Linked DNA regions of Mus musculus: region 2 is linked to region 1. The links are chromatin loops, found by intact Hi-C in ENCODE. Cell type or tissue: gastrocnemius. All regions are shown on one strand. Links, peaks and the distances in the headings refer to the core of each region. The heading gives the core; the rest is flanking DNA. Region 1 overlaps Slc26a8 (solute carrier family 26, member 8). Region 2 holds the start of Pnpla1 (patatin-like phospholipase domain containing 1).

Region 1 (16,043 bases), core at 3,808-11,807:
TGATGCATGGGCTCCCGTGATCCTTCCGCCTCGGCCTCCCTAGTCGATGGCACTGCAGGTATGTGCTACTGTACTCTGCTTTTCCCACCAGCATGCTGGGGTTTGTTTGTTGCTTGATCCTTACTTTGTGACCCTTTGTGAACCAGTCTGGCTTTGAACTCAGAGATTGCCAGCCTCTGACTGTGGAGCTGGAGTCAAAGTGTATTGTCATACTTTTCGGTGCTTCCTTCCTTCCTTCCTTCCTTCCTTCCTTCCTTCCTTCCTCCCTCCCTCCCTCCCTCCCTCCCTCCACCCTTCCTTTCTTTCAGACACTGTATATCCAGAGATGATATTGAAGAGCTCCTCCTGCCTCCACCTCCTGAGGTTTGCGATTATAGGCATGCACCACATACACGGCATGCCTGGTATATGTGGTGCTGGAGACTTAACCAGGGGCTTCATGTGTGCTTTACCAACTGAGCCACATTCCCAGTCCCCCACTCCCAAATTTCCTTCTGATAGAGAAATGGTCTGTCACTTGCAGACTCTACCACTGGGTGCTAGTCATAAGAACCAAAGCACCTCCAGACACAACCCAGCTGCCTTCTGGGAAACAGAACTGCTCCTAGGACAGACCCACAGATAATATAGCCTTTAAAATCTGCGGTCTTTTCTTTATATGGCTAACTCTTCAAGTACAAAACTCTGTTTCTGTAACAGTCTAGCTGTCCTAGGCAAATTCAGACAGCTGGTTAGTGTTTGGTTAGATTAGCGTATGTGAGAATGATATGCAGGTGTTACCTGAAGCAGGACAGGATGGCTCCTAGAGGAGACACAAGCTACCAAGTAGAGTGTTTGCCGCGCTTGCTGCACATGCCGCACAAGCACTGTACTTAAATTCCTGGAGTTCAACCCCAGTGACTCACATGGTAGAAGGAGAGAACTGACTGACTCCTAAAAGTTGTCCTCTGACCTCTATATATCCCCACGTGCAAACAAACAAATAAATAAATAAATAAATAAATAAATATAAAAACTAAGGCATTGGGGCTGGAGAGATGGCTCAGTGGTTAAGAACACTGAATGCTCTTTCAGAGGTCATGAGCTCAAATCCCATGACCACATGGTGGCTCACAACCATCTGTAATGGAGATCTGATGCCCTCTTCTTGTGTGTCTGAAGACAGCAACAGTGTAATCACATACATAAAATAAATAAATAAATCTTTAGGAGAAGAATTGGATTCCCTGGGACTAGAGTTACATACAGATGGTTGTAAGCTACCATGTGGGTGTTATGAACTTATCCTTGGAAGAGCAACAAGTGTCCCTAACCACTGACCCATCTCCCCCATCTCCAAAACACTGTTCTTATTAAAGACTCAGTGATACTAGTTCATTCTCTACCAGAGGTTAGTTGGTTTGACTCTCTCCAAACTGCCAGCAAAAACACAGAACTAACTGGACACTGGACATTGCGTCTCAGTTCTTTCCAGCTATACCTTGCTGGTTCTTGCTGGTGGTTTTGTCCTCCAGGAATATTTCTTAACATGTAGAGGTATCTTGTTCTCCAGGCCAGGGGTAGACAGGCTACCATCTTCTATTGGGTAGAAAGAAGCCAGGATGCTAAACATCCTGAAATTCAATTTGTAAGACCATCAGTCTTCCAGCAAAGGATATTTTGATCCAACATGTCAAAACGTCCTTTGTGCTAATGGGAAATGTGTTGTAAGGGAGTGCGGGTTACACCCTGCACCTTTCCTTAGCCGGGGGTCGGGGGTCTCTGTGGAGAGCCTTGCTGAGTCTCTGTTCTTCCTTCTCCCAGCTGCTCCTGGCACAAGTTCCTGAGATGCATGCTCACAGTCTTCCCCTTCCTGGAGTGGATATGTTTGTATCGATTCAAGGACTGGCTTCTTGGAGACTTACTTGCTGGTTTAAGTGTTGGTCTTGTTCAAGTTCCCCAAGGTAAGAGCAAATCTCAAGCTGCCTTAGCCCAGAGCTGACCTACTGGGCCTCAGCTGCTCTCAGGGGCAAACAGTAGTGCTGGGTGAACAGAAGGACAACAAAGGAGCTGCCTGTCTGCCGTAGACCAGGCTGGCCTCAAACTCAGAAATCCGCCTGCCTCTGCCTCCCGAGTGCTGGGATTAAAGGCTTGCGCCACCACGCCTGGCCTAATTTTCTTTCTTAATGTTTATTTATTCATTCATTCATTCATTCATTCACTCATTCTGTTTGTAAAGAGGTTAGAGGATGACTAAGGGAGTCTGCTCTCACCTTCCATCATGATTTGTGTCCTGGAAATCTCACTCCAGCCCCACCTTTCTTTAAACACACACACACAGAGAGAGACAGAGAGAGGAGAGAGAGAGAGAGAGGAGAGAGAGAGAGGAGAGAGAGAGACAGTGTGAGCGAGAGAGAGAGAGAGAGAGAGAGAGAGAGACTGAAGTTATTAAGGGTTCCATACTGTGTACTAGCTATATCTTTTTAAAGAAAGTTCAGCTTTCTCTCTTGCAACCTTTCATTGTGTGTGGTGATTGTATGTGGCACTGTGTTACACTGACATTTGATGTAAGTGCATACCATTCATTGGCCATGACCCCACATCTCCTCCATTTTGCCCCTTGCCCTCCTTGTGCTTGCATGTCATATGTACATACATGATTTCATGTGCCTATGTAAGATCGAGGAACCACACATGAGAGTAGACAGCCCACATTTGTGTTTCTGAGACAGTAATAATTCACTTCCTCTGATGACCTCCATTTTCCTGCAGATGACACAGCTTGACTCCTGATGGCTGAAAAGCCTCCACTGTAGGTACCCATACTTCCTTTGCCTATTCCTCTGTCACTGGACACTGGGCTTCTGGAGTCAGCACCTCTCTTAAATGTCCCTGAAGTGTTCTTTCTCCACTAATGACCAATCAAGTGTGGGAGTCCCTGTGCTCAGAGAACCCCACAGCCAGGGTGTGCCTCTGGCTTTCCGAAGATGGATGTGCTAACAGGCCTCCTTTTTACCACAACCAGTACTCCCCGGCAGCACTGCTGCTCTAATGTTTCCCTGTCTACAGGGAAACAGGCTAGAGAGTCAACCAAAGATGAAATATGTCCATGTGAAGACACTGGGCTTCATTACTCCTGGGTTCCAACTAGCCTAGCGTTCTCACATAGTCATGCAGGAGGTTGAACTCAGGCCCTGTGCACACTGGGGAAGTGCCCAGTCACTACGCTTACCTCAGCCCTAGTCTCTAGGGAACATCTATCTGGCAGGCAGTTTGCCAGGATCTAGTGAGCACACCCCTGGAGTTTTCATGAAGGATATGTAATCTTGAGGAATTTGCATGTCTGTGGACCAGGAGACATGTGAGAATATCTATCCATAGCTTCGTCTTCTCCTGGAATCAGAGGCTGAGCCTTGTGAAATCCTGGAGACAAGAATGAAGGAAATGGCCACTACAGACCGGGATGGATGCCTTTTTAGTTTAATTCTAGTTTCTGATGAGGTTGAGTATCCCTCGAGCCTTCATAATAAGTTTACTATTTTGCACAAAGTAATTTAAGCATAGTTTCTACTTTTTGTAATCAATAGAACCTTGATTTAAAAAAGGGGGGAGGAGCTGGGGATATAGCTCAGTCAGTAAGACAGGAGAGTGCCTGCTGCCTGACCTGAGCTCAACCCACAACCCATGGAGAGATTCAAGGAGAGACCCAGCTCCATGAAGGTGTCCTCTGACCTACACACACATACATGTTATGGCACACACACATGCAGATACACATGGACACATACCCCATAATAATAAGTAAGTATTTTGGTAGGTTTTCTGTTTGTTTGTTTGTTTGTTTGTTTGTTTGTTTGTTTTTCTCTTAAACAAAGTCTCTCTACATAGAGACCTGGAACTCACTATATAGAACAGGCTGGCTTTGAACTCACAGAGATCCATCTGCCTGTGCCTCCCCAGTGCTGGGCTTAGAGGTAAATGGTTGAGCATGGTGAAGTAGGTTTTAAGGCCTCATAAAGGAATACTAACTTAGAAAAGAGATTGAGGAGATGGCTTGGCAGTTAAGAGCATTGACTGCTCTTCCAGAGGACCTGAGTTCAATTCCCAGAACCACATGGTGGGCTCGCAACCATCTGTCATGGGACCTGATGCCCTCTTCCAATGTGTCTGAAGAGAGTGACAGTATACTCACATGCATAATATAAATAAATATTAAAAAAAAATTGCCGGGTGTGGTGGCACACGCTTTTAATCCCGGCACTCGGGAGGCAGAGGCAGGCGGATTTCTGAGTTCGAGGCCAGCCTGGTCTACAAAGTGAGCTCCAGGACAGCCAGGGCTACACAGAGAAACCCTGTCTCGGGAAAAAAAAAAAAAAAAAAAAAAAGAGATGGGGTAGTTAGCATATAGAAGACAAACTGCATCTGGCAACCTGAAGTTAAATGATTCTGCCCTTCTCTGCTTTTGGCCCTAGAAGATCCCAAGGTCACCTATTTTATTTTTATTACTTTCATTTATGTACGCGTGTGTGTCTGTGTGTGTCTGTGTATGTATATGTGGGAAGGTACATGATAGTGCAGGTGCCCTTACAGGCCAGAGACATTCAATTCCCTGGAACTGGAGTCAAAGGCGGATGTCTGCCACCAAACATTGGTGCTAGGAACCAACCTATGTCCTCTGAAAGAACAGCAAATGTTCTGCACTGCTTGCCCGTCTGTCTGTCCTCAGGCCTTTTAGACTGCAGAGCAATAAGCACGATTTGAAGATCTGGAGCTAGAGACCCCACAGCTGCATTGTGTCCTTTCCCTGTCTGTGAGTCTGTCAGAGAGCTATGGTGTAGAGCTAGGTTTGTGTCTTGGTTGGTAAAGTGTCTGGAGCCTTCACAAGCCCCGAGCTCAGTCTCCAGCACTCATAAACCAACACACTGGCCAACACCTATAATCCCAGCAGTCAGGAGGTGGAGAGGGAAGGTCAAGGGTCAGAGTCACTCTCTGATACACAGTGAGTCTGAAGCCATCCGGGGTTATCTGCGTCTCCATCTTAAACCAAAGCTAAAACACAAAAGCACTTTGGAAGCCAGGAGTCTCTACATATACCTGATCACTCTTAGCAGTTTTCCTTTAAGGTAACTTTTAAAGCCAAATGGTCCTTGCTTAACTAAGTGATTTTGCTTTTCAGGCCTGATACTTAGTTTACTGACAAGGCAGCTGATTCCTCCCCTCAACGTCACTTACGCCGCCTTCTGCTCTTCAGTCATTTATGTCATTTTTGGATCATGTCATCAAATGTCCATCGGTGAGTTCAGCCCTGGAGCCATGGGAGCCAGATGAGTCATTGTTATCACTTGTTGTTAGCAGTCAGTGCCAGGCAGCTTTCAGTCATCGTAAGGAAATGCCCAGACCATCAGCCTAAATGAGGAAAGCTTACATAGACTCGTGGTGTCTCAGTTAGGGAGTTACTGCGAACAGACACCATGTGAACAGACACCATGACCAAGGCAACTCTCATAAGGACAACAGTTAACTGGGGCTGGCTTACAGGTTCACAGGTTCAGTTCATTATCGTCCAGGCAGGAACCTGGCAGCATCCAGGCAAGCATGGCACAAGAGGAGCTGAGAATTCTACATCTTCATCTGAAGGTTGCTAGGAAGACTGGCTTCCAGGCAGCTAGAACGAGGGTCTTAAAGCTCACACCCACAGTGCCACACCTACTCCAACAGTGCCACACCTTGGCCACTCCTTGGGCCAAGCATATACAAACTATCACACATAGTATTTGAGGTTTCAGTCCATGTCACTTGTATCCATTGTTTCTGTGCCTGTCTCAAGGCACAGATCTAAAGTGCATGGTGGAGCAAAGCAGCTCACACAAACACACAAGTACATGCTTACACACAGACAAACATGTATATATATGCACATACAAAACCACATATAGGGGCTGGAGAGATGGCTCAGTGGTTAAGAGTGCCAACTGCTCTTCCGAAGGTCCCGAGTTCAAATCCCAGCAACCACATGGTGGCTCACAACTATCCGTAACAAAATCTGATGCCCTCTTCTGGAGTATCTGAGGACAGCTACAGTGTACTTACATATAATAAATAAATCTTAAAAAAAACACACATATAAGCCGGGCGTGGTGGCGCACGCCTTTAATCCCAGCACTTGGGAGGCAGAGGCAGGTGGATTTCTGAGTTCTAGGCCAGCCTGGTCTACAGAGTGAGTTCCAGGACAGCCAGAGTTACACAGAGAAACCCTGTCTCTAAACTCTAACCCCCCCCCAAAAAAAACCCACCACATATATACATGCACATACATGCAGACACATACTCAAACACATCCAAATGTGCATGTACACATTCATACACATCATATACACAATCCATGTATACATGCACACAGAGCTACGCCCACAAGACACATGTGTACATACACACACAAACATATACAGATACATACAAATAGACACATTTGTATATACACACACACGCAAACATACATGTGCACACACACAAGATGCACATGAACAGACATTTATACATACATCCATGAATGCACACATGTACGTGCAGATGTATGCACTCATGTACACATGTATGCATGCACACTAGCTCGAGTGACACAGCAAAGGACAAGATGTACTCAAGGGCATGTTCTCAAGCCCCTACTTCATCCATTGAATGCCAAGGCTTCACCACATGAGCTTTTAGAGTGCATTTAAAATAAACCCTTGGCCCCCAAAACCGACATCTGTCCCACAGTGCAAAGTACATTCATTCTTTCTCAGAGTCTCCCCATAGTCTTTACAAGTCTAGCACTGCTCAGAAGTCCAAATCTGATCACGATAATCCTCCTCTTTGAATATCTCTAAAACTCAAACTGTGGGGCTGATGAAATGGTTCAATAGTTAAGAACGTGGTAGTGCACGCTTTTAATCCTAGCACTTGGGAGGCAGAGGCAGGTGGATTTCTGAGTTCGAGGTCAGCCTGGTCTACAAAGTGAGTTCCAGGACAGCCAGGGCTACACAGAGAAACCCTGTCTCAAAAGAAATAAAAAAACAAACAAACAAAGAAACACTCACCCACAGGACGGACACTTCCCTGACTCAGGAGTCCATCCACACACGAACTTAGAGGTGACTAGAATAGGTACAGCTCATGTATCAGAAGACTTATGGCTGTTTGAGACGCTCCCTACTCCTCCCTTCTCTGAAGTGACCACTAAGTGTTCTTTTCAATGTCTTTTCCAGCACTGGCTGCAGCCTGGCCACCATCCCCAACCTCTAGACTTGGGGTATTGCTCAGCTTCAGTGAGGGCATCTTCACGTGCTTGGCTCAAACATGCCACGTGTTGACTTGCATTTGAATGTGAAGAAAACAGTTTTACTCCCATATTCCCGAATTCCTAGGGAGCCTCACGGGGAGGGCTCACCTTTGTTCCTGTGTGCCTGTTACACGAGGACAAAACGAAACACTGCTCAAGGCCACTCGCATCTCACCATACATTTGGCTAGGCTGGAGCAAGCATTCGGTGTTATCGTCTTCCGATGTTCTGGTGGCACTTTCACCATCCTCCCTCTTTTGGGAGGAGCAGAGTCTCACTGTGCAGCTCTGGCTGGCCTGGAACTTGCCATGTAGACCACACCTGGCTGCCTCCCTCTTGTAACTTAGAGTCTAAGTGCAGGCACAGTGGCTAAGCCTGACAGTAATCTCCAGGCCATCTGTGCATGAGTGTCAGCCTCTGTGCCCACAGGGGTGTGACCCCTGACCTACCAGCTCTGAGTTCTGTGATACCCCATTCTTGTCCCTCCTTTCTCTTCCTTCTCAGTGATGACTTGGGTAATGTAATACCCAAGTAATGTAATGGTAATAGTATTCATAATAATAGAGCATAAGAGTGCTTTGGTTCTCTAAACTTGAAATCTGTTTCCTGCACTTCTTCCTAGGCCCCTTCTTCCTTGTGAGTGCTCTGATGATCAATGTCCTGAAGGATAGACCCTTCAACAATGGTCACCTGATCTTGGGAACTTTTGTCAAAGATGACTTCTCTGTCCCCACATTCTACTTGAGCTACAACAGATCCTTAAGTATGGTGGCATCTACAACTTTCCTGACTGGGATTATTCAGGTAGGTCTTGCGCGCGCTCAACTGGCCAGGAAGAACGACGCTGCAACAAGATCCTTCTGCACACGTTTATTGGGAGAGCTTGATTGTAGAGGCGAAAAGACTTCGAGCCCAGAACTGGTGCTGCTTTTATAGGCCTAGGAGGGGCGTGTCTCACACCCGGATTGGTTATGCACTAAGCCTCATTTGCATGTTCCTCATCTGATTGGCTACTCTCTCTCAGTACCTTACAGAACCTCATTATCATACCTCATTTGCATGTCTCACATCTGATTGGTTATACTCTCAGTACCTTACAGAACCTCATTATCATACCTCATTTGCATGTCTCACATCTGATTGGTTATACTCTCAGTACCTTACAGAACCTCATTATCATGCCTGGGCCAGGCAGTGTCTTTGCAAAAAACTTTACTGCATATGTACACATTGGTTGTTTGTCCATTCTTATGCGTGGTGGCCAGCAGTAGTCAGTGCCACTCTGCAACGGCACATGTGGCTTCCCACAGGTAGGAACTGAGCCTCTGAATTGCTTTGACTCCTGTGAGTGAACGCCAGGTCCCCAGCTGATGGCACTGTTTGGGAAGGCTGTGGAAGATTTAGAAGACAGCCCGCAAGAATGATGTGCCATGGGGGCAGCCATGCCTGCTTTCTGCTCTCTGCTGCTGCTTTGCTGGGTGTAGACAGGCGCGGAGCCATCTGCCCACTCCTGCCCCAAGAACTGGCAGCAGACGGAAGAGGCCCCTCCTGCAGCTGATGGGTCTGGACTGGCATAGGTTCCTCTCTGAGCACTGACTTAGAATTCACCTCTGAGCTTCCTCATCAGCGCTTCTTCCATTCCTCAATTTTGCCTTCCAAAAATCATTTATTCAAGCCAAGAGGTGGTGAACGCCTTTAATCCCAGCACTTGGGAGGCAGAGGCAGGCGGATTTCTGAGTTGGAGGCCAGCCTGGTCTACAGAGTGAGTTCCAGGACAGCTTCTGAGACAGAGTCTCTCTACACAGAAAAACCCTGTCTCAGAAAACAAAAACAAAAACAAACAAACAAACCAATCAAACAAAATCACCTTTTCTGGTCTTTGGAGAAGAAGGTGAAAGACTTGTGGCCTCACAAGCTGAGTTTGGGCTTGATAAGCATCAGAGAGCCTGGGTAGAGTTAGATCCTACAATAATGAGAGGACAGGAATATAGCAGCTCACAAATCTCCACATTTTCTCAGTGGTGTCCTTAGCATCCTTTGAGAGCTCACCTCCTCAAGCTCCCCTATCACACCCAAGCCGTTCTCTCAGGCTGACTTCCCTGTCCTCTCAACTGATTCTCACTGATCCCTCCGGGACTACCTTTCATCAGCAGGCTCTCCTGCAAGTCCACAAAGGACAAGCTGCCCCCATGGATGGCGCTAACCCCTACGGGCTGAGTGCAGAGGGAAATGATTACACGTCAGTGAGCCTCAGCTCTCAGTGTATAAGGTGGAAATAGTGCTCTTGAGAGGATTAAATGAAAAACTTGACGTGGAATACTCAGCAAGAGCCTACTACACTGTACACGTCATGGAGGTAATCTCTGTGTACAAAATAGGCTGGCACCTTAACATCCCTCTCAGAGGGCCACATGTCTCTGGTCCTAGCTACTAGGGAGACCAAGACAGGAGGATAACCTGAGCCCAAGAGTTGGAGACCAGCCTGGGTCACATAATGAGACTTTATATGAATAGATGAGGACCTAGTTGAAGTATTTTATAAAATGATAACTATATAACCCCCACATTAATATACACAAATGTGCAGATTTCACAGGCTGACAAAACTCTAAGTAGAAAAACAGTAAAAACCCATATGGAGATAAATGATAAACTTAGGAAAATGAAAGGCAAGGAGGAGAAAATATCTCTTAAGCAGGAAAGAAAAGCATTTTCCCTACAAAGGGAAAGCACCTCAAACAACAGCAGGTTTCTTCTTGGAAATTCCAGTGGAAAAGAGGGGCTTATGAATGAGCACAGACAGCCCATGAACCGTAACCAGAGGGCCTGGTTCTGTGTACACAAGAACACCTTGGCAGCGAAATAATGAGAGTGACTGAGGCCCAGCCCGTGACACCATTTTCGTGGGATCATGTCCTCTTGTATGCTCCATGGCTACAAGCCACCTGCATCCATTGCACACATACAGAACCACACCTTAAATACACAGCAACAAAATCAGTCCAGAGACTGGAGAGGTGGCTCAGCTGCTGAGAGCACTGGCTGCTCTTGCAGAAGATCCAGGTTCAATTGCCAGCACCCACATGGCGGCTCCCAGCCATGTGTATCTCTAGCTCCAGGAGAACTGAAGCCCACTTCTGCCCACATCAGGCACTAGGCACATACATGGTACACAGCCCAAGGCCTACGCAGCCTACAGAGTGAGTTCAAAGGCAAACTGAGAAACCTAGAAAGACCCTTCAAAACTGAAAGCCTGTAGCCGGGCGTGGTGGTGCACGCCTTTAATCCCAGCACTCGGGAGGCAGAGGCAGGCGGATTTCTGAGTTCAAGGCCAGCCTGGTCTACAAAGTGAGTTCCAGGACAGCCAGGGCTATACAGAGAAACCCTGTCTCAAAAAAACAAAAACACAAAAAACAAAAACAAAAAAACCCTGAAAGTACAGGAGGTGCTCAGCAGGTAAAAGTGCTGCTGTTCTCGCAGAGGCTAAGAGTTCAGTTCCCAGCACCCATGGCAGGCAGCTCTCAGCCAGCTGTGATTCCAGTTCCTGGGTTCTGATACCTTCTTCTGGCTTCCTCAACCCGGTGTATGCTTGGACACATACACACACAGATACACATACACACACACACACACACACACACACACACACACACAAAAGTGTCTTTTGAAAAATGTTAAGAACAGAAAGGGAGATTTGGACTGGAAAGATGAGTCAGTGGTATGCCAAAGACTTAAAGTTCCACAGAATCACAAGGTCTCTGTCTTGGAACTCCATACGTAGAACAAGCTGGCCTTGAACTCACAGAGATCCACCTGCCTCTGCTTGCCACATTGAATCAATCTATCTTTCTTTCTTTTATTCCTTCCTTCCCTCCTCCTCCTCCTTCTTTGTCTTGTCTTTTTTCTCTATCTTCAACATCTTCTTTGTTTTCTTCATCTTTGTCTTCTTTGTCTTTATCTTGGTCTTCATCATCTTCACATCTTCATCTTTGTCATCTTTGTCTTCATCTTCTTCACCTTAGTCTTCATCTTCACAGTCTTTTTCATCTTCTTTATCTTCATTATCTTCATCATAGTCTTCATCTTCATCCTCTTTGTCTTCTTTGTCTTCATCATCTTCATTGTCTTCATCTTTTTCTTCTTCACCTCCTCCTCTTCTTCTTCCCCTTCCTCTTCCTCCTCCTCCTTCTTTTGGTTTTATGAGACAGGGTTTCTCTTTGTTTTGTTTTTTGAAACAAGGTTTTTCTGTATAGCCTTGGATGTCCTGTAACCTTTGTAGACCAGGCTGGCCTCAAACTAAAAAGATCAGCCTGCCTCTGCCTCCCTAGTGCTGGGATTAAAGGCGTGTGCCACCACCACCTGGTGGTTCTTGTATCACTCTTAGTACACAGGAGTCATGAGGCCAGGAAGACTGGTGTGGCATTTGTTTGCATACGTGGTTGTTATGGGTCTCACGTGGCCTGGGCTACTCTTTTTTTTATTATTATTATTATTTGGTATTTTCCTCGTTTACATTTTCAATGCTATCCCAAAGGTCCCGCATACCCACCCCCCCAATCCCCTACCCACCCACTCCCCCTTTTTGGCCCTGGCATTCCCCTGTACTGGGGCATATAAAGTTTGCAAGTCCAATGGGCCTCTCTTTGCAGTGATGGCCGACTAGGCCATCTTTTGATACATATGCAGCTAGAGTTAAGAGCTCCGGGGTACTGGTTAGTTCATAATGTTGTTCCACCTATAGGGTTGCAGTTCCCTATAGCTCCTTGGGTAATTTCTCTAGCTCCTCCATTAGGGGCCGTGTGACCCATCCAATAGCTGACTGTGAGTATCCACTTCTGTGTTTGCTAGGCCCCGGCATAGTCTCACAAGAGAGAGCTATATCTGGGTCCTTTCAGCAAAATCTTGTTAGTGTATGCAATGGTGTCAGCATTTGGAATGGGCTACTCTTAAACCCACTATGTAATCAGAGATGATCTTGAACTCCTGGTCCTCCTGCGTGCTGGAGCTGCAGGTGGGCACCGTCACACCATATTCTGCATCTTAGCTCCTCCATGTTGTCTTTTCCACTGTGATGAGAAGGGCTCCAACTCAAAACGAGCCTTCTGTATCCCTTTCAGCCTTCTGTGGCTGTTTCCTCTGTGTCCCTCTAGAGGACTGAGAGTGAAGCCACCTAATAGCTGCTGGTGTTTCAGAAGAGAAAGAAAGATGTGGGGTGGGGCATGTTGGGAGCTTCTGACTCAGCACCCAAGGAGCCCGATTCCCTGGGGAAGAGAGCCTGGGAAGATGGTGTCGGTGCCTCTGACCTTCTGCTTGGGGATCTTTTTTGAACAGAGGCTATAAGGTGGCTGGAGAGTCCAGTTGGTGCGACTGCTGACCTAGGGTTACTACTGCTGTGATTGTTAAGGCCTAGGTAACTGTTGCCTGACTAGTCAGGCATCTTGTGCTGTTACTAATGTTATAAGGAGTTTTTTTCATGTGCTGTTACTAGGAAAATGTCTCAGGCCCTGGTGATTGCATATTCTGTTGTGTTCTGGTCTTTGGTGTTCTTGGAAACCAATCACAATTAAAGTCAGTACTTTTGGCTACAATAAGCTTGAATCTGAACCACCTGCCAGGTAGCACTTTCTGCACCTGTGTATATGATAGGCTGCCCCAGGGTGGGCTCCGACAAGAGAGACACCCGAACCAACATAAGCCATTTGGAGTAAAACTTCAATTTTGAGTAGGGGCTAAGTAAAGTTTAAGATCCCAGACCTCCCTTGGAGTTGACATCCTACTTACCAAGCTGACATTTATATCCTGGTTGGCAAGTTAAGACATGGACACTCCAACCACTGAGAGCAGGGTAAATGTACAACAAAGTCCTGGTCCTAAGGATGTCCCCAGCCCTAAATCCTGATCGGTAGATCTAACTTGGCATAGATGTTTATGGATTTCAGGCTGAAAAGGCTCTATAGGATTCTACTTGGACATTTCAGTTCAGCTCCCGAGTCTGAACTACATCCTTGATTGATCAGTCTTGAGGTATGCATTGAAAAAACCAGTCCGGAGCTGGTGAGATGGCTCAGCAGTTAAGAGCGCCGACTGCTCTTCCAAAGGTCCTGAGTTCAAATCCCAGCAACCACATGGTGGCTCACAACCCTGATGCCCTCTTCTGGAGTGTCTGAAGACAGCTACAGTGTATTTACATATAATAAATAAGTAAATAAATATTAAAAAAAATAAAAGTTGTGCAAAAAAAAAAAAAGAAAGAAAGAAAGAAAGAAAGAAAGAAAAAACCAGCCCAATACAGAGAAACAATGTCTCAAAAAAAAAAAAAAAAGGACAAACTAATTTAGCAGGGCGGTGGTGGCGCACGCCTTTAATCCTAGCACTTGGGAGGCAGAGGCAGGCAGATTTTTTAGTTCGAGGCCAGCCTGGTCTACAAAGTGAGTTCCAGGACAGCCAGGGCTACACAGAGAAACCCTGTCCCAGAAAAAAACAAAACAAAACAAAACAAAAACAGCCCTGATTGACTGAGAGTGGTGACCCCAACAATGATAAAATGATAAAACACCATGACAGCTGTAACTTTGGGAGGGCAGGGTTTGTTTCACTCACAGTCCCATATTCATCATTAAAAGCAGTGAAAGGCAGGAACTCAAGCAGAGCAGGAACCTGGGGGCAGGAGCTGATGCAGAGGCCATGGAGGGGTGCTGCTTACTGGCTTGCTCCTCATGGCTTGCTCAGCCTGCTTTCCTATAGAACTCAGCACCACCATCCAAGGTGGCACCATCCACAGTAACCTGGGCCCTCCCCTATCAATCATTAACTAAGAAAATGCCCCACAGACTTGCCTACAACCTGATCTTATGGAGTCATTTTCTCAATTGAGGCTCCCGTCTCTCAAGTGACTGGAGCCTGTGTCAAGCTGACATAAAGCTAGCCAACATAATGCCCCACCTCTTTGTTTTTTCTTTTCTTCCCAACCCCCCACAGCTGTCAATGGGTATGTTGGGCATGGGCTTCATGGCCACATATCTTCCAGAGGCTGCAACCAGCGCTTATCTAGCAGCTGTGGCCCTGCACATCATACTGGCCCAGATGACATGCATCTTGGGGATTATGGTCAGTTTCCATGCTGGGCCCATCTCCTTCATCTACGTGAGTAACCTCAAGCCTCTCCCAGAGTTTACACACTCCTCTGGCCTTCAAAGAAAAGTGGGCCCAAGTGGACACAATTCTCCCTGATGCAGAAGGATAAGAGGTCCTAGAAGGAACTCCATCTCCTATAAATGTAGGGTCTTAGTCAACAGCAGAAGCCAGTTGGAGCTTGTGCTCAGATGTAATGATCACTTCAGTTTAGCCTTTTAAACTAGATGGCTTACATTAAAATTTGGTCATGGGGCCAAATTTAAATCCTAGCACTCAGGAGGCAGAGGCAGGTGGATCTCTGAGTTTGAGGCCAGTGAGTTCCAGGACAGCTAGGGCTACACAGAGAAATCCTGTCTGAAAAAAACAAAACAAAACAAAACAAAACAAACAAAAATTTAGCAACAGAGCCAGGGCCATGGCTCAGCTAGTGAAGTTGACTACCAGCTTGTGTGCTATGATAAGCCCCATCCCTGTAGCCTGCCTGCTAGGAGGGAATGGACTCCCAAAAGTTGTGTATACACACACATACTAAATTAAATTTTGTTATAAAGTTACTATTTCATAATTCTCCCTATCACATGCCAGATAGCAAGCTTGTGTCCTAAATATACAGAGGGTGTAATAGCCCCTGAATGCAAAAATGCAACAGAAGTTCACTAAAGGACGTGCGTGGCCTGAAAGGAAGAGTAGACAGTAAGTAAGACAGACCCTTACCTCAGGGGCAAGGCAGGTGAATCGGGAATTTTGAGGCCAGTCTGTTCTATATAGTGAGTTCCAGGCCAGCCAGGACTATATAGGAGACTGTTTCAACCTCCAACCCCCGTAACAGATTCTTGGGTCCTTTCTCTTACAATAAAACATATAGGGTCTATTCTCTCCTTATTCAACATTACTGCCTTATTTAAAAAACAAAACGTATTAAGCCAAGTTTGGTGACTCATACTGGTAATCTAACCTACCTGGGAGGCTGAGGCAGGAAGGTCTCAGGTTCAAAGCCTGTTTGGGCTCTGAGATGAGCTCAGCGCCAGCCAAGGCAACTTTTTCCCTCATTCATGATCCTGATCACGGCCCCCTCCCTCCTCCCAGCCACTCCTCACATAGCCTCCCCATCCCTTCCCTTTTGAGAGGGTGAAGTCCCCCCACCCCCCAAGGTACCCCCTCACTGTAGCACAGCAAGACTGCAGGGCTAGGCACATCCTCACTGAGACCAGACAAGGCCGCCCAGGTAGGGGAATGGAAGCTACAGACACAGTCTGGGCAACTTAATGAGAGCTTGTTTCAAAAGAAAAAACTAGAAAAGGGCTGGGGATGTCGTTCAGTGGAAGAGCACTTTCCTAACATGAGTGAAACCCTAGGTTTGATTCCTAATATGAATAAAAACCACATGCCCCTCACGCATGGCCCCCACACCTGCACTCAGTGTTCTAGTGGAATCCAGCTGGGATGCAGTTGGGCCTGAAGCTCTTCTTCACTCTTTAATCTGAGAAGAATGTCCTATTCTAGATTTCAGCAGCTGTGACATCCCTAAGGAAGCCTCTGCAATATTTTCTTCTTTCAGAACATAATTAACTACTGCATAGCTCTCCCCAAAGCGAACTCTACCAGCATC
Region 2 (14,681 bases), core at 1-8,000, 190 kb before region 1:
TTTTGCTGTCTTTTCTCTCTAGAACATTCTAGAACTTCACAGGGGCTCTACATTACAGCCTGGCATCGAGCAGGTGGGGGTTGGCCGGGCCAAGAAGGCTGTTGCTCATAGCCCTGGGTCAGCACTGTGGCCTCTGGCCCACCGGGGCACAGCTGAAGCTCCCACACTGTGTCCCACATCTGTCACCAGCTTCTCCTCAACTCAGGGTTTGCATGTTGGGAACCCCTCCTCCTCACTGGGAAGTTGAGGCAGTGTTTACAATTTAAAAGAAGCCTCGCCCATGGAGGAGGAGGAGGACGGAGGACGTGTGTGTGTGTGTGTGTGTGTGTGTGTGTGTGTGTGTGTGTGTGAAGGGGGACTACCCTGGCTGCCAGGCTTTCCCGCCTCTCTCCCCGTGCACTTCCAAGCTTGTCCAGGGTCTGTTCTGAGAAGCCCCCTCCAGCAGCCCCCTTCAAAGACACCAGAATAAAAGTCTTACCCATCTCAATCCCGCAGACGACCAAGGCCGCAATCACCGCTCCCGCTGACGTCCCTGCAAAGCGATGGGCTGTGTCCAGCATCCTCGGGGCCAGATCTCGCAGAGCATCCACGGCCCCAGCCTGGTAGTAGGAAAGGAACCCGCTCCCGGAGAAGGAGATGGAATGAGGGGTATCTGGGTCTCCTTTGAACACCTGTTCGTCCATGTTCGGGGTCTATGGCCTCCCAGCGGAGGAAGAACCCACACCTGTCTGCCTTGGCTCAGTATCTCCTTCTCCCCCAGCCAAGAGCAGGGAATGTGGCAACTCTACCAGCCCAGTCAGGCATCCACGGGTGGTTCATCCAGCCACTGCCTGGGCCTGTTTAGCTCTGCTGAGAGGTACCCCGGAAGGGCTGATAGGGATCCCCAGGTACTGGATGAAATGTAGACAGTCCTTAGAGTCATGGGCAGGGGCGTGGTCCTGCAGACCCCTTGCTCACTTCATGCCCTTGCTAGACTTCTGTCAGGTACAGGCTCTTCAGCGCTCTCCACCCATCCGGAGCGCACCTAGGAGCGGGGCATTCCCTGCACCCTGCTCTGGACGGTGTCCACAGAGGCGGTGCCTCTCAGCATCCAGTTGCAAAATCTCTGCCTCGCCCTGTGCCTCCCTCACTGACAGGCTGCTCTTCACTGACAGGACGCAGAGTTACACGCCACGCCCCCTATCCGCCACGCCCCCTCCCCAGCCTGTGTTCCCCTCACTTCCATTGTGGGCTGCAGGATGGCTTTGGCTTTCAATGGGGAGGAGCAACTCATACCACCCCATGCCCCTCCCCCACCCCATTCAGACTCTGGAAAGTTCTTACACAAAACACCTCTCTATTTATTCTTACCTTAGGATTGGCTCTGGGCAAAAACTGTAACAGAGAAGTATGGCTCTGGGTGTTTGCCCTGGTTTGCTTTCCATTGCTGTGATAAAACACCGTGACCAAAAGCAACTTGGGGAGAAAAGGGTTATTTCAGCTCACAGTTTAAGGTTCATCATGAAAGTCAAGGCAGGGCGAGAGGAACCAATGCAGGTTTGCTCCCCCATCGCTACACGCTGTCTCCTTCCTTCCTTCCTTCCTTCCTTCCTTCCTTTCTTTCTTTCTTTCTTTCTTGTAAAGATTTATTTAGTACACTGCATCTTCAGACACTCCAGAAGAGGGCGTCAGATTTGTTACGAGGATGGTTGTGAGCCACCATGCGGTTGCTGGGATTTGAACTCAGGACCTTTGGAAGAGCAGTCACTACTCTTAACCGCTGAGCCTTCTCTCCAGCCCCCAACCTGCTTTCTTACACAGACTCAGACCACCTGCCTAGGAATGGCACCGCCCACAGTGGGCTGAGCCTTCTTCCATCAATCATTAATCAAGAAAATACCCTATAGACTTGCCGATCTGATGGCGGCCGATCTGATGGCGGCAACTCCTCCAATGAGAGTCCCTCTTCGCAGCGTCCATCAGTAACCAGCCAGAAGTCGCCAGCCTCCTTCCTACCTCTTCTTATTCTGTCATCTCCCTGTCCCTGGCCTGGTCCGTGCAGGTCTTCTCTCTTGCCTCTCAGTCCTGTGCCAGCTCCAGAGGCCTGAAGAGGGTATCCGATGCCCTGCAGCCGGAATCACAGGCAGTTGTGAGCTGCCTGATATAGGTGCTGGGAACTGAACACCGGTCCTCAGGGAGAGAGCATCATGTCTTCAGCTGGAGTGCTGTCTCTTGGGTGTGCAGGAGGGAAGAGGACAGCGAGCTTGGTCATTCCAAGATGGCCACATGAATAGATAGCTTGTGGATGGGGGTCAGGGGTCGGGGGTCATGAGGTCTCATGTGGGGTGTCTGGGTCTCCTCATCAGGGTCAGGGCAGAGAGATGTTTTGGTAAGGGACAGGGGCTTGGGGACCAGGGTTAGCTCTAGGGCTACTCAGCATGATTTCTGAGAGGAGGGATTTTCTCACCCAAAAAGGTCACTGCGGATCACTAAGGCAGCAAAAAGCTTTCCTAGTCCCCTCCTTCCCGTCCTCCTCCCTCTCCCCTACTTCTTCCTCTTCTCTGCTCTCCCTCCTCCTCCTCTGCATCCTCCCCTCTTCCCACTCCTCCTCTTTCCCCTCCTCTCCCTCCTCCCACTCTTCCTCTGACTTTTCTCCCTCCTCCTTCTCCTCCTCCTTCTCCTCCTCGTTCCCCTCCCCCTCCTCCCCTGCCTTCTCCCCACTCCACCTTTCCTTTATCCTCCGTCTCTCCCTGTCCTCTCCCTCCTCTTCCATATTCTCCCTCCTCCTTTTTCTCTTCCCTCCTCTCTTTCCTCCTCCACCCTCACAGCCATCACTGTCACTGTCACCATCACCCCATGGTAGCAGGACCAGAATTAGAACTGAGACAAGTTGTCTCTCTCCTAGTCCCAGTTGGCCCCAGCCACTCTATAGGTGGGGACAATGATGTCTTTCCTGGAGTTCCTGTCAACTGATGATTTCATTGATCCAAACTGGCAATACAGAGTCCAGCACCCACTAAGGAGGGAGCCTTCCAGGGTTCCATCTTACACAGAGCTTCAGACATGTAATTGTCAGATTTGGAAGGCAGGTTGTGTGTGTGTGTGTGTGTGTGTGTGTGTGTGTGTGTGTGTGTGTGTGTGTGTCGGGGACATGTAACAGGAAGAAGCCAATGGCTTTTGGCAATGAGAACAAGGAGAAATGCCGCCTCAACTCCCCCAGACCACAGACCAGATACTGACAGGTTTCCTGGGACTCTGACAAGCAACTGTGAAGTAACCAGAGATGCAGCCAAGGCGCCCTGTAATTAACTGCTACATTGTGCAAGGCTAGATTGCCTCAGGAGGAACAAAGAGGGAGGGAGAGAGGGCAGGTTGAGCTATGACATCAGAAGCTGGGGACTGGAGACTAGAGATGGGGGAGCAGTGTGCAGGGCAGGGGACAGCTCTGGGCTTCCTTTGGAGGGAGGCATGATGAACTCAGGGGCATGGGAGGGGCTCTTGGGGTCAGACAGACAGGTTGACTCCCTGGCTCTGTACTGCTGTTTACACGCAGTGGGACCCGCACAGTACACCTGGATTTTCCTCATTTGCAAAACAGGCAGCAGTAGTTCTCAAGCTTGACAGGAGTTACAGAGGTGACAGATAAAGGCTATGCCTGGCAGGTGACAGGCCTGTCACTATCAGAAGGCAATAGAGGCCAAGGTTTCTGTAAAAGATGGATCCTAGAGTCTGTGGAAGAGAAGAGTAAGTAGGTCAGAAGGGACACATGTGACCTCCACTGCGCGGGGCGGGGGACCTTTGGAGGACACTCCAGCTGGAGAGTCGTGGAAGGGAGGACAGATTAGGGTCGGTGATCCAGGAAGATGAATGGCTGGAGGGTGAGTCAGCAAAGCTATTGCCACAGAGCCTTGGATGTGGGACTGGCTGGGTGAGCAAGGTGATTCACGGATAATGCCTGGTTTTCTGCCTGTGGCTAGGGAGAGACAGGGTGCCTGTGGCAGACCCAGAAACTGGGACACTGGTGAGGAAACTGGATGAAGATTTTATCTATCTGTCTGTTTGTCCATCCGTCCATCTTAAGATTTAGGAGGTAGAAAGACAGCTCAGCAGTTGCTTCTATTGCAAAGGACCTAGGTTCAAATTCCAGCACCAGTGAGGGTACTTAAAACCATTCAGAACTCTAGTTTTAGAGGATCTGGTGCCCTCTTCTGGCCACTAGGGGCACTACATACATATGGTACACACGCAGGCACAACAGCCATGCTCATAAAATAAGAATGAAGTGAAAATACTATATTTGTACTTTTTTAAAGCTTGGCATGGTGTGTAATGCCTTTAATATCAGCACTTGGGAGGCAGAAACAGGACGATCTCTAGGAGTTTGAGGCCAGGCAATGCTATATAACCTGGTCTTGTCTCAAAATAAATAAGAAACAAACAAATAATAAATAGTGTCTGTGTTTGTGTTCAAGCTGGGTGCCCATGTGGAGATCAAGGGATAACTTTCTGAAGTGGACTCTTGCTACAGTTTTCAGCTGTCACCTTGACTTCTGTGGTAAGTGAAAACCTCAGTTAAGAACTGCCCCCATCTGGCGCACGCCTTTAATCCCAGCCCCTGAGAGGCAGAGGCAGGTGGATCTCTGGTAGCTTGAGGTCTACAGAGCAAGTTCCAGGACAGCCAGGGCTACATAGCCCTGTCTCCTAAAACAAAAAACAAAAACTGAATTGCCTCCCTTATACTGGCCTGTGGGCATGTCTGTGGACATCTTCTTTCTCGAGACAGGGTTTCTCTGTGTAGCCCTGGCTGTCCTGGAACTCACTTTGTAGACCAGGCTGGCCTTGAATTCAGAAATCCGCCTGCCTCTGCCTCCCGAGTGCTGGGATTAAAGGCGTGCGCCACCACATCTTCTTGATTGTTAATTGATGTAGGAAGGCCCAACCCACTGTACCATGTGGTCCTGAGGAAGGTGGGGCTGGGTTGTGTAAGAAAGGAAGCTGAGGGGAGGGGGGTAGAGCCCCCAAATCCTGCCTCCCAGTTCCTGCCAAGGCTGCTTCTGTGATACATTGTAACAGCAGCCAGATTAACTCTTTCCTCCCGGAGCAGCTTTTGGTCATGGTGTTATCAGACCAACAGAAATGCAAACTAGAAAAGGTCTCTTTCCACCACGTGGGACCTAGCATTTGAACTCGGGACCTTGGGTTTGGCAACAAGTGCCTTTACCCACAAAGCCATCTCACTGACCCAAACTCACAAGTTTTAGAATAATTTAATTGCTACAAAGGAGAAAAAAGTAACACCTCATAGAACATTGTCATGGTCCACGGGAAGTGTGAGTTTCTGAGACTTCCCCGGCTGCTTTGACAATGTTGTGCCAGGAAGTGTTCATGAACCCCGAAAAACTACCAAGGAGCCGTTTCTGATGAAATCACATTAGGGTCTCTTTCTTACAAGCAGTTTGGTGAGGTAGCCCTGAACTCTCAATGGGACACGGTTTTATAGGAAATGGAGGCAGATGAGGGAGTGTCTGTCCAGACAAGCATCTAATTGAATGTTGTAAGCCGACAGGTGGGGGCTCTGAAGCAAGACCATATACAGTCACAGACAGTCTGAAAGTACACCTGAAACAATCGGACTAATCTTTGATTGACTGTTGATAGGAAGTAGCTAGGGAGTTACTCTGGGGTATGGGCCAAGGACAAGCCTGGGGGTCCTTCCTGGTACTTGGGTGCAGCTGGCGTTCAACTGCAGGTCAAGATCTCAGGCTATTTTTCTTCTAAGATGGAGGCCTCTCAACAACATGAGAAAAATGACTTAGGGAGGTGTTTTGAGGGTACGGCCCATTACAGTGGAAAAGGCAATGGGCAGGACTGGGGATGGCTGGTCACACCGCAGTCAGGAGGCAGGAAGATAAATGCTGTCAATCAGCTCCTTTCCACTCAGTTGGGGACCCCAGGCCATGGGGTTGTGCCACCCACAATCCAGCTGGACCTTCCCAGCTAACACCCTCACAGGCAGACAGGTCCAGAGGTACGACTCCCAGGTAATTCCAGATGCACTCAGGCCCACCTAGAAGGTGGACAGCACAGGGCTTACAGGGTGGAGAGCTATTCTTAATTTATTGTGCTTGGTACTGGAATATGGAGTCGACTTGTGAAAAAGTGAATTAGACAGGGTGTGGTGGTAAATGCTCGTGATCTGAGCACCAGGGAGACTGAGTCCCAGATGACCAGCCTGGGTTGCCTACATACTTTGTCTTAGAGACAAAAGCAAAACAAACAAACAAACAAACAATCCACAAACAAATTCCTAACCCTCTTCTCTTTCACTCTGCACCTGGCACATATTGCACTCAGGGGCCCCTGGGATGGCGCTGGCTTCCCCTGCTTGTCTCTAAGCCCCTCAGGGAAGGTACCTGGGCACCGCAGATCCCAACTCACAAATATTTGCTCCGTGAGTAGAGGCTCACAGTGGTGTTCTGTGAAGCGGTGAAACCCTGGCAACAGCTGACCTGACAGCTCAGGACCCGACCTGTCCTCAGACTGTGTTATACTCGCCCGCCCCACAAAACTGAAACACTGAGTAGGTGGATGGAAGGGAGTCTACAGGGAAACTGAGGCGCACGCAAGGGTATACAGAACAAAAGCCATCAGCATGGTGGGGATGGGACCTGAATCTAGCTTTACTATATTTTAAGAGAAAAAGCAAACTATAGGAGGTGCGTGTGTGTGTGTGTGTGTGTGTGTGTGTGTGTGTGTGTGATATATGCTGCTGTCTGGGTTAGGAGGAGGGCAAAGCATGTAGTCATAGAAGAGGAAGCCTCTGAATAGCACACAGACTTGGGCAGCTTCCAGGGAAGGGGACTGAGTCCCTCAATACCCAACCAATTGAATAGGTTTCTGATCAGAAATGAAATAATTTCTTTCTTTCTTTTTTTTTTTTTTTTTTGGTTTTTCGAGACAGGGTTTCTCTGTGTAGCCCTGACTGTCCTGGAACTCACTCTGTAGACCAGGCTGGCCTCAAACTCAGAAATCCGCCTGCCTCTGCCTCCCCAGTGCTGGGATTAAAGGCGTGCGCCACCACGCCCGGCTTCAGAAATGAAATAATTTCTTAAATGTGTTACATTTTATCTTTATTCATTCATTCATTCATTCATTCATTCATTCATTCAGTGTAGGACAAGGCTACACATGCTAGTTTGCATGCAAAGGTCAGAGAGCAACTTGAAGGAGCTGGTTGGTCTGATTCTTCCACCATGTGGACTCCAGGGATTGAACTCATGAACCCGGACTTCACAGCAATCACGTTTACCTGCTGGACCATCTCCATGGCTTTCAAAAAGCAAACAGTTGGAAGCTGGGTGTCCTGGAGTCCAGCTTTAATCCAGCACTCGGGAGACAGAGGCAACAAGCTCTCTGTGAGTTTGGAGCCAGTTTGAATATGATCAAGTTCCAGGCCAATCGCGGCTATATAATGAAACTCTGTCTTTAAAAGAAAAGTGTTTTTAAAAATTTAAAACTAATTTGATTGTAGGTTTTTAAATTTTTGTTTCATGAGTATGGGTATCTCACCTGAGTGTACACAAATGTGCTGGCTGCGGGAATGGGAGGAAGGCTTTGGGACTGGAGTTACAGGTGGCTGTGAGCCACCACACAAATGCTGGGAACCGAGCCCAGGTCCTCTGAAAGAATAGTCTATGCTCTTAACCACTGAGCCATCTCTCCGGCCCCCCGATTTTTGGTCTTAAAACAAATGCACCTGCCTCTTGGATGCAGGGTCCTAGGTTCAGTACGCAACACCACACGTGTGGAACAGGTTTTTTTCTTTTCTTTTTCTACTTTATGCCATGATTGTCAGGCAAAACCCCCATCCCTCTAAGATGGCTCAGATGAAGACATCTTCAATACTACACAGTTCAAGTTTACATCTGGGAGGAGTCTGATATTATAAGCAGAGTACATGGGGGTCTGGGCACTGGAGAGATGGTGTGGGATTTAAAAGCTCTTGCAGAGAATTTGGGTTTGGTTCCTAGCACCCACATGGTGGCCCACAACCATCTGTCACTCCAGATCCAAGGGGTCTGATGCCCTCTTCTGGCTTCCCTGAGCACCAGGTGCACACATGCAAAACAAAAAAATAAAAATATAAGACCGGAAGGGGGGAGAGTGGAGCCATTGTCATGGGCAGTAGGCTTGAGAGTTACAAGGCTTAAATGTCCGGGGACAAACTTTCTTTTTCCATGGGTCTCAAAGCTGCACACAGGGCAGTCAGCTGGCAGAGGACGGCTGGCTTTTTAAGAATTAGGAGCCGGGGGCTGGAGAGACGGCTCAGCGTATAAGAGCACTGACTGCTCTTCCAAAGGTCCTGAGTTCAAATCCCAGCAACCACATGGTGGCTCACAACCATCCATAGTGATATCTGATGCCCTCTTCTGGGGTGTCTGAAGACAGCTAGAGTGTACTTACCTATAATAAATAAATAAATAAATAAATAAATAAATCTTAAAAAAAAAAAGAATTAGGAGCCGGGCGGTGTTGTACTTACCTATAATAAATAAATAAATAAATAAATAAATAAATAAATCTTTAAAAAAAAAAAAAAAGAATTAGGAGCCGGGCGGTGGTGGCACTCACCTTTAATCCCAGCACTCGGGAGGCAGAGGCAGGCAGATTTCTGAGTTCGAGGCCAGCCTGGTCCACAAAGTGAGTTCCAGGACAGCCAGGGCTACACAGAGAAACCCTATCTGGAAAACAAACAAACAAACAAACAAACAAAAAAGAATTAGGGCCTTCTGCTGTCAGCTAGAAGTGTCTTGCCAGTAGGGCCCAAGCCAGTCGATGAGTCACTGAAGGCCGTAGGAGTCACAGGAGGTGGTGGCTCTGCCTTGCTGCTTTCCAGCCCCACACAGATCAGGGACAGGGACAGCACCTGCCTGCTCTGCTTCTGAGAAGCATGAGCTCAGATACCCCAACACCAGGCTCCGGGTTCTCATCTTCCACCCCTAATATGTGGAATTACGCTCCCTTGCCTAGCTGCCTTCAGACTGCCACTGGGAGGACCAGGGCACCTCAAGTCCTCTGCTGCTCACCTTGGCAGTAAGAGTGAGCGCTCCTCTTCCCTGGGCAAGGTTTTTAAGGCACCACACTGAAGTGCTTTGCTCGGTTTTGTTTTTCATCTGTACCAGGCTAGCCTCAGACTTTGATCCTCCGGCCTCCACCTCCTGGCTGGGATTGGGGGCCTGCGTCACTCACTGTGCTGAGTTTTCTGGGGTGCTGAGGAGGGAGAGCGGGCTCATGGGCATGTTACCCTCACACGGCCAACCAAGCCAGATCCTGGGCCTCCTGCGGGAGATGAAGTTATAGGAAAGGGCTCACCCCGGCTTCATGCTGCCCTACTGTGTGCTGAGCACTGACACATGCCCTCCCTCAAAAGAAGCATTCCGAGACTGGACCTGGATGGATGGCCGAAGGGTGGAGGAGGAAGTGATCTGGGAGGAACCTGATAGAGGAGTCAGGATGCTGGCTGGAGTGTTTGTGGCCCCCTTTTTCAGATGTCATAGAAAATGTATTAAGGTGGGGGAAAAAAAGAGACACACAATAAAAACTGGGGGTGGGGGCAGGGGTAGGGGTGGGGGGTGCAGCATTGTGCAGGGCTCTGGAATCAGACTTAAAGACCCCAGCTCTGCCACGCCATTCCCTGGCTATGTGACTCAGACAAGGTGCTTACCCTCTCTGAGGCTCAATCCAAGTACAAAAGGGGCGTGGACGAGGGAACCTTCCAGGCAGCGAGAACCAGTCTCAGAAAAACAAACGGAGAGAAAAAAAAATTGATCTGGTCCATGCCAAAACCTTAGAAGAATAAGCATCGGGGTATAGGTTTCAAGAAGGAAGGAACCATGCCTCAGGACGCCAGAGGGAAGAGGCAGCACGGGGCTAGAGAGGAGACACACCAGCTTCTGTCTCTATTTTAACATCTCAGAGGTACCTGTGCACCCCTTTGAACAGCAGTGGTGTTTGCTGATTGCCCCCATGGCTGCTTGCGGCAGAGCTGACATTATACTGGTGCCAACATGGCACCCATCACTGAACAACTGGTGAGTGCAAACCACCTTGGGGCAGATCCTTCTCTAGCCAGGGTGGGGAGGAAGTACCTGGCCAAGTCAACATCATATCTGGATGAGTCCGGAAAACACAAACATAGACCCAAGGGAACCTCCTGGCAGGTAGGGGAATGGTTACAAGCACTTTGAGCAAACAATGCATTCCCCAGGCCTCTGCCTGCACCCTGGGAAATCCTTACCCAGACTGCACAGATACCCTAGGGAAACAATTACCAATCTTCATAGTAGCATTCCTAGAAACAAATCATTGAACACACTAGATGCCCTCAATCTACAGTAAGGAAGCAATCATGTCTCCATAGACTGGGCCGTAGGAATGAACGTCGTATACCACAGCCAGACACCCACTACACTAACCAAAGTCCATTACTGTAGGTGCAATAGAAGCAAGCTGTAGCTGGACCTGGTGATGTGTGCCTGCAATCTCAGGATGTGGGAGGTGATATATCACACGATGATATATGGGACCTGGTCAGTGTGGCTCTTCAAGCCAGCACCAAGAATGCACCTCTTGACGGCCAATATAAGAGGCAGTGAGAACGAACCCTCAGGAGGCCATCCAATCTGGAAGGTGGGCCAGGCCACTCTGTTTGTTTTTGGTTGGTTGTTTGGTTTTGATTTTTCAAGATAGGGTTTCTCTGTATAGCCCTGGCTGTCCTGGAACTCACTCTGTAGACCAGGCTGGCCTCGAACTCAGATATCTGCCTGCCTCTGCCTCCCAAGTGCTGGGATTAAAGGCGTGCAGTCAATGTTCTTAACCACTGAACCATCTCTCCAGCCCCTGGCCAGGCTACTCTGAGGGGCAAAAAGTAATCCACTTATTTTTCTTCACATCTACTGAAAGATTGTGAGCTCCAGTCTTAACCTCCCTCCAGTGTTCTAGAGTAAAGCTCAGAGGGGTGGAAGGTCCATGTCCAATTCTGTCCAAAAATAATGTCAGTCCTAGTCCACATACAAAAAGAGAAACAGGAAATAAAATACCAACATGCTCCTGCCACGAGCGCCAGAGAAGATACACTGAATAACTTGGTAGTGGTCTCTTTGCCACTAACCCCAGGTGAAGTCGAACCTTCTTGGATCTGATTTCCCACTGAGAGTCTGGAGCGTCCTCCAGGACTCTGGTTGCCGCGGCTTTGTGGCACGTCTACCAGCTGCTTCTGGCAACTCCTGACAGACAACTCCTTCACCAAAACCAAGCTGAGCAGCGGCTGATTAGAGTCAGAGAAAGTAGAGAGGCACAGACAAGACAAACACAGAAAACACAGCCTCGGTACCTGCTCGAGCAGTCTTCCGGTCTCCAGCCACTGGTCCTGCTCGAAGGACCTTCCCGGCCAATGCACCAAATGTAAGACCAGAAAAGCCTTACATCCAGGTGTCCCGCTCACAGAGACACAGAGACGGAGATCGATGCAAAAAGCAAGAGGTTTATTTATCCAGCATGCTGAGGTTGTCCTGAAAGCAGGATGGAAGCGACCCCGAGTAGCTAAAGCACACACCTTTTATACATTTTTTAGAGCAGTTCTCAGTCACAGTTTAGGGCTGGCAGTTTATCACTGGTTAACCTTTAACTGCATTAAGGGGGCAGACTTAAGGACCGGAGACATTGTGTGGGCTTTTCTATACAATCGGAAGACTTGGCACACCTTGCAGTGAGGCAAATTCTGGGAAAAGAACACATTTATTTAACTTTATACAACCGTGGTCATTTTGAGCTACCACAAATCTTACAACACATAGAGACACACACACACACACACACACACACAGTCTTGTAAAGCCCTTGTAAAGTGGGGTTCTGTTTATAAGGAAAGGCCATGACTTTATCCACTCCTACCACACCCCCAGTCTCCAGAGAGGGCACCTAGCTCTCTCTTCACAGGCCTGCAACAGCTCTGAGCCTTCCAATGTTCCAGCTAACCAGCTCTCCGCCCGCCACTGGTAACGCCTTACAACTGGCAGGACTCTCCCACCATTTTTGCTGTCTTTGCTCCCACAGCTGAGCAATTGCCAGTCTCCTCCTCTCTCCACCTGTTCACTCTGCTCCTCTCTCTGTCCCCTGAGAGGAAGCTATGACAGACTCCCCCAGATGCTTCGAACAATTCTCTTATCTCCAACAGAAACTCCTTAATCAGGGAGTGGCCATTCAGGTGGTTTCTTTACTGTGCCCTTCGAACAAGGAGCACAGGCAGGGTCCCAAGTGTGGCCATCCCAGGACAGCCCCGTGCTCCCCACTCCTTGGACCACACCTCTGCCTCAGTCCCAGCAGGGGTGTGTAATCTTGTTTCCAGAGCTTGGCTTCCACACCAAGCTCCCAGTCAGAGTCTGCCTCCCTGACCCTTATCTCTGATAGCACCCCCACCCTCACCCCCCAGCCCGCCCCAGAGCTGAGTGGTTCCTTTGAAGTCACTTCAGAGTCTTCTGCACCTTCCACTCCGTGTTGCCTGAGATGTGTGTACACGGACCAAGGTCGGCCAACGCCTAGTGGGCTCTTGTCCATTTTTAATCTCGGATGGCGGAGGAGCGGGGGTGGGGTGGGGGTGGGGGGGGTGGTTGGAAGAAACCTTGCGCCGTTGCCTCATGAGAATCTGCTCTGTTCAACTGAAAGGGGCATTAGGGCAGGGCACTTGCCTGGCTTCTGCAAGTTCCTAGGTTTGACCCCAGCACTGCGATTGACAGACAGACAGACAGACAGACAGACAGCAAAAGAGACCTGCTCTGACCAGAGTTACTGGCCTTGGGACGTAAAAGCATAAAGTGTGGTCTGGTGATGATTCTGTGGGTAAAAGTACTTGCTATGGAAGCGTCCCTGGAACCCAGGGAAGGGTAGAAGGAATGAACTGACTTCACAAGGCCTCTGACCTCCTCAATCCTGTAGTGCACTCACATGCCTGCAAAAACACCCCCACGCACTCACTCACACACCTTACACTCTCTCACACACATATATACACACACACATTTGCACACACCACACATGAACCCACACCCATACCACATACACTGTCTCTCACACATACACACACCAAACACACACACATACACATACCACACATACCACACATGCGCACACACCTCACACACTGATACCACACATGCACTCTCTTTCACACACATCACACCACACACATACCCTCTCGCATACATACACATATACCCATATACATACACACACCCCACACAATACACTCTTATATACCATCCCACACACACACACTCTCTCACACACCACACATGCACTCTCACACACATACACACACACCCTGCACACAATCTCATATACCATACACACACATATTCCACATAGACACACTTTCTTACATACACACACTCTCTCACTCACACACATACACATACCATACAGGCACACTCTCTCACATACACACACCACACATACCCAGACACCACACATGCACGCTCTCACACACATACACACACACTACACACCACTCACACACATACACCATACACACTCTCTTTCACAAAAACACATACACACACATCAGCGATGGCAGAATCTACTAAACTGCATCTGCCCCATGATGGAGCAGGTCACTCCTGTAACCACACCAAAGGGAAATAGGTATTAGTGGCAGGCAAATGACATGTGTAATGACAGCTGTGGCAGTACACACTCTAGTCTATGACTGTCAGACCGTGACTCTGAGGCAGAGACAGCAGATCTCAGGCAGCCACTGGCCGTACAATGAGACTATGCTTAGAAATAAAAATAAAAATAAACATATAAGAGAGAGAGATATAAAAGCAAAAGCATTCCTAGTAGCTATTTCCAATGCCCAAACTCTAAGTGCAACACACACACACACACACACACTCACACATGCTCACACACATGCTCACACACGCACTCTCACTCACACACACTCACACATGCTCACACACATACACACACATGCTCACACACTCACACACACTCACACATCCATGCTCACGCACACTCACACACACACACCCTCGGCAGAATGGACAAACGTACAGTGTTTATATAATGAAACTCCATTCAGCCCTGACAAAGCAAAGGGCTATATGAGCCACAGGACAGAATCAAAAACAGCTGAAAGAGAAGCTAGACATGGAAGAGCGCATGGCACATGATTCCTTGCAGGAGAAGTTCACCAAAGTGCACTCCCTGTGAAGCAGAGAGGGACAGGAAGGGAAGGCCACAGAGTGGCCTGGGTGGGGTGTTCGTGGCTGGAGCCACTAATAAAATTCATGGAGACTAGGTGCAGCTATATCTGAGCTACTGTTTGTAAAGCTGTGTCTAAAACAATCCTGGAGGGGGCTGGAGAGATTGCTCAGTGGTTAAAAGCCCCGACTGCTCTTCCAAAGGTCCTGAGTTCAAATCACAACCATCCATAGTAAGATCTTACTGTCTTAGTCAGGGTTTCTATTCCTACACAAACATCATGGCCAAGAAGCAAGATGGGGAGGAAAGGGTTGGCTTACACTTCCACATTGCTGTTTATCACCAAGGAAGTCAGGACAGGAACTCAAGCAGGTCAGGAAGCAGGAGCTGATGCAGAGGCCATGGAGGGATGTTCTTTACTGGCTTGCTTCCTCTGGCTT

Evidence for each region. Peaks named below come from ENCODE experiments on the same cell type or tissue, not always from the same donor. Only the 100,000 strongest peaks of a DNase experiment are listed, where the experiment ranks them.
Region 2: it touches region 1 in a loop (2.0-fold over the local background); 2 of 42 quality-filtered maps call a loop at or near these places.

What each region holds. Positions count from the first base shown.
Region 1 is chr17:28,661,964-28,678,006 of GRCm38, reverse strand. It overlaps Slc26a8 (solute carrier family 26, member 8), which reads left to right. Exons shown (of 20, transcript NM_001290320.1): 3 at 1,804-1,943; 4 at 5,156-5,272; 5 at 7,923-8,104; 6 at 14,279-14,443; 7 at 15,993-16,043. Among named protein-coding and RNA genes, the nearest start is that of Slc26a8, 20 kb to the left of the region's middle. In gastrocnemius, for the core only: no CTCF peak of the experiment used is centred there; a DNase peak (open chromatin) is centred at 8,782.
Region 2 is chr17:28,844,869-28,859,549 of GRCm38, reverse strand. It overlaps Pnpla1 (patatin-like phospholipase domain containing 1), which reads right to left and starts at 1,139. Exons shown (of 10, transcript NM_001034885.3): 1 at 479-1,139. The coding sequence starts at 683. In gastrocnemius, for the core only: a CTCF peak has its summit at 4,187 (motif pointing left); no DNase peak of the experiment used is centred there.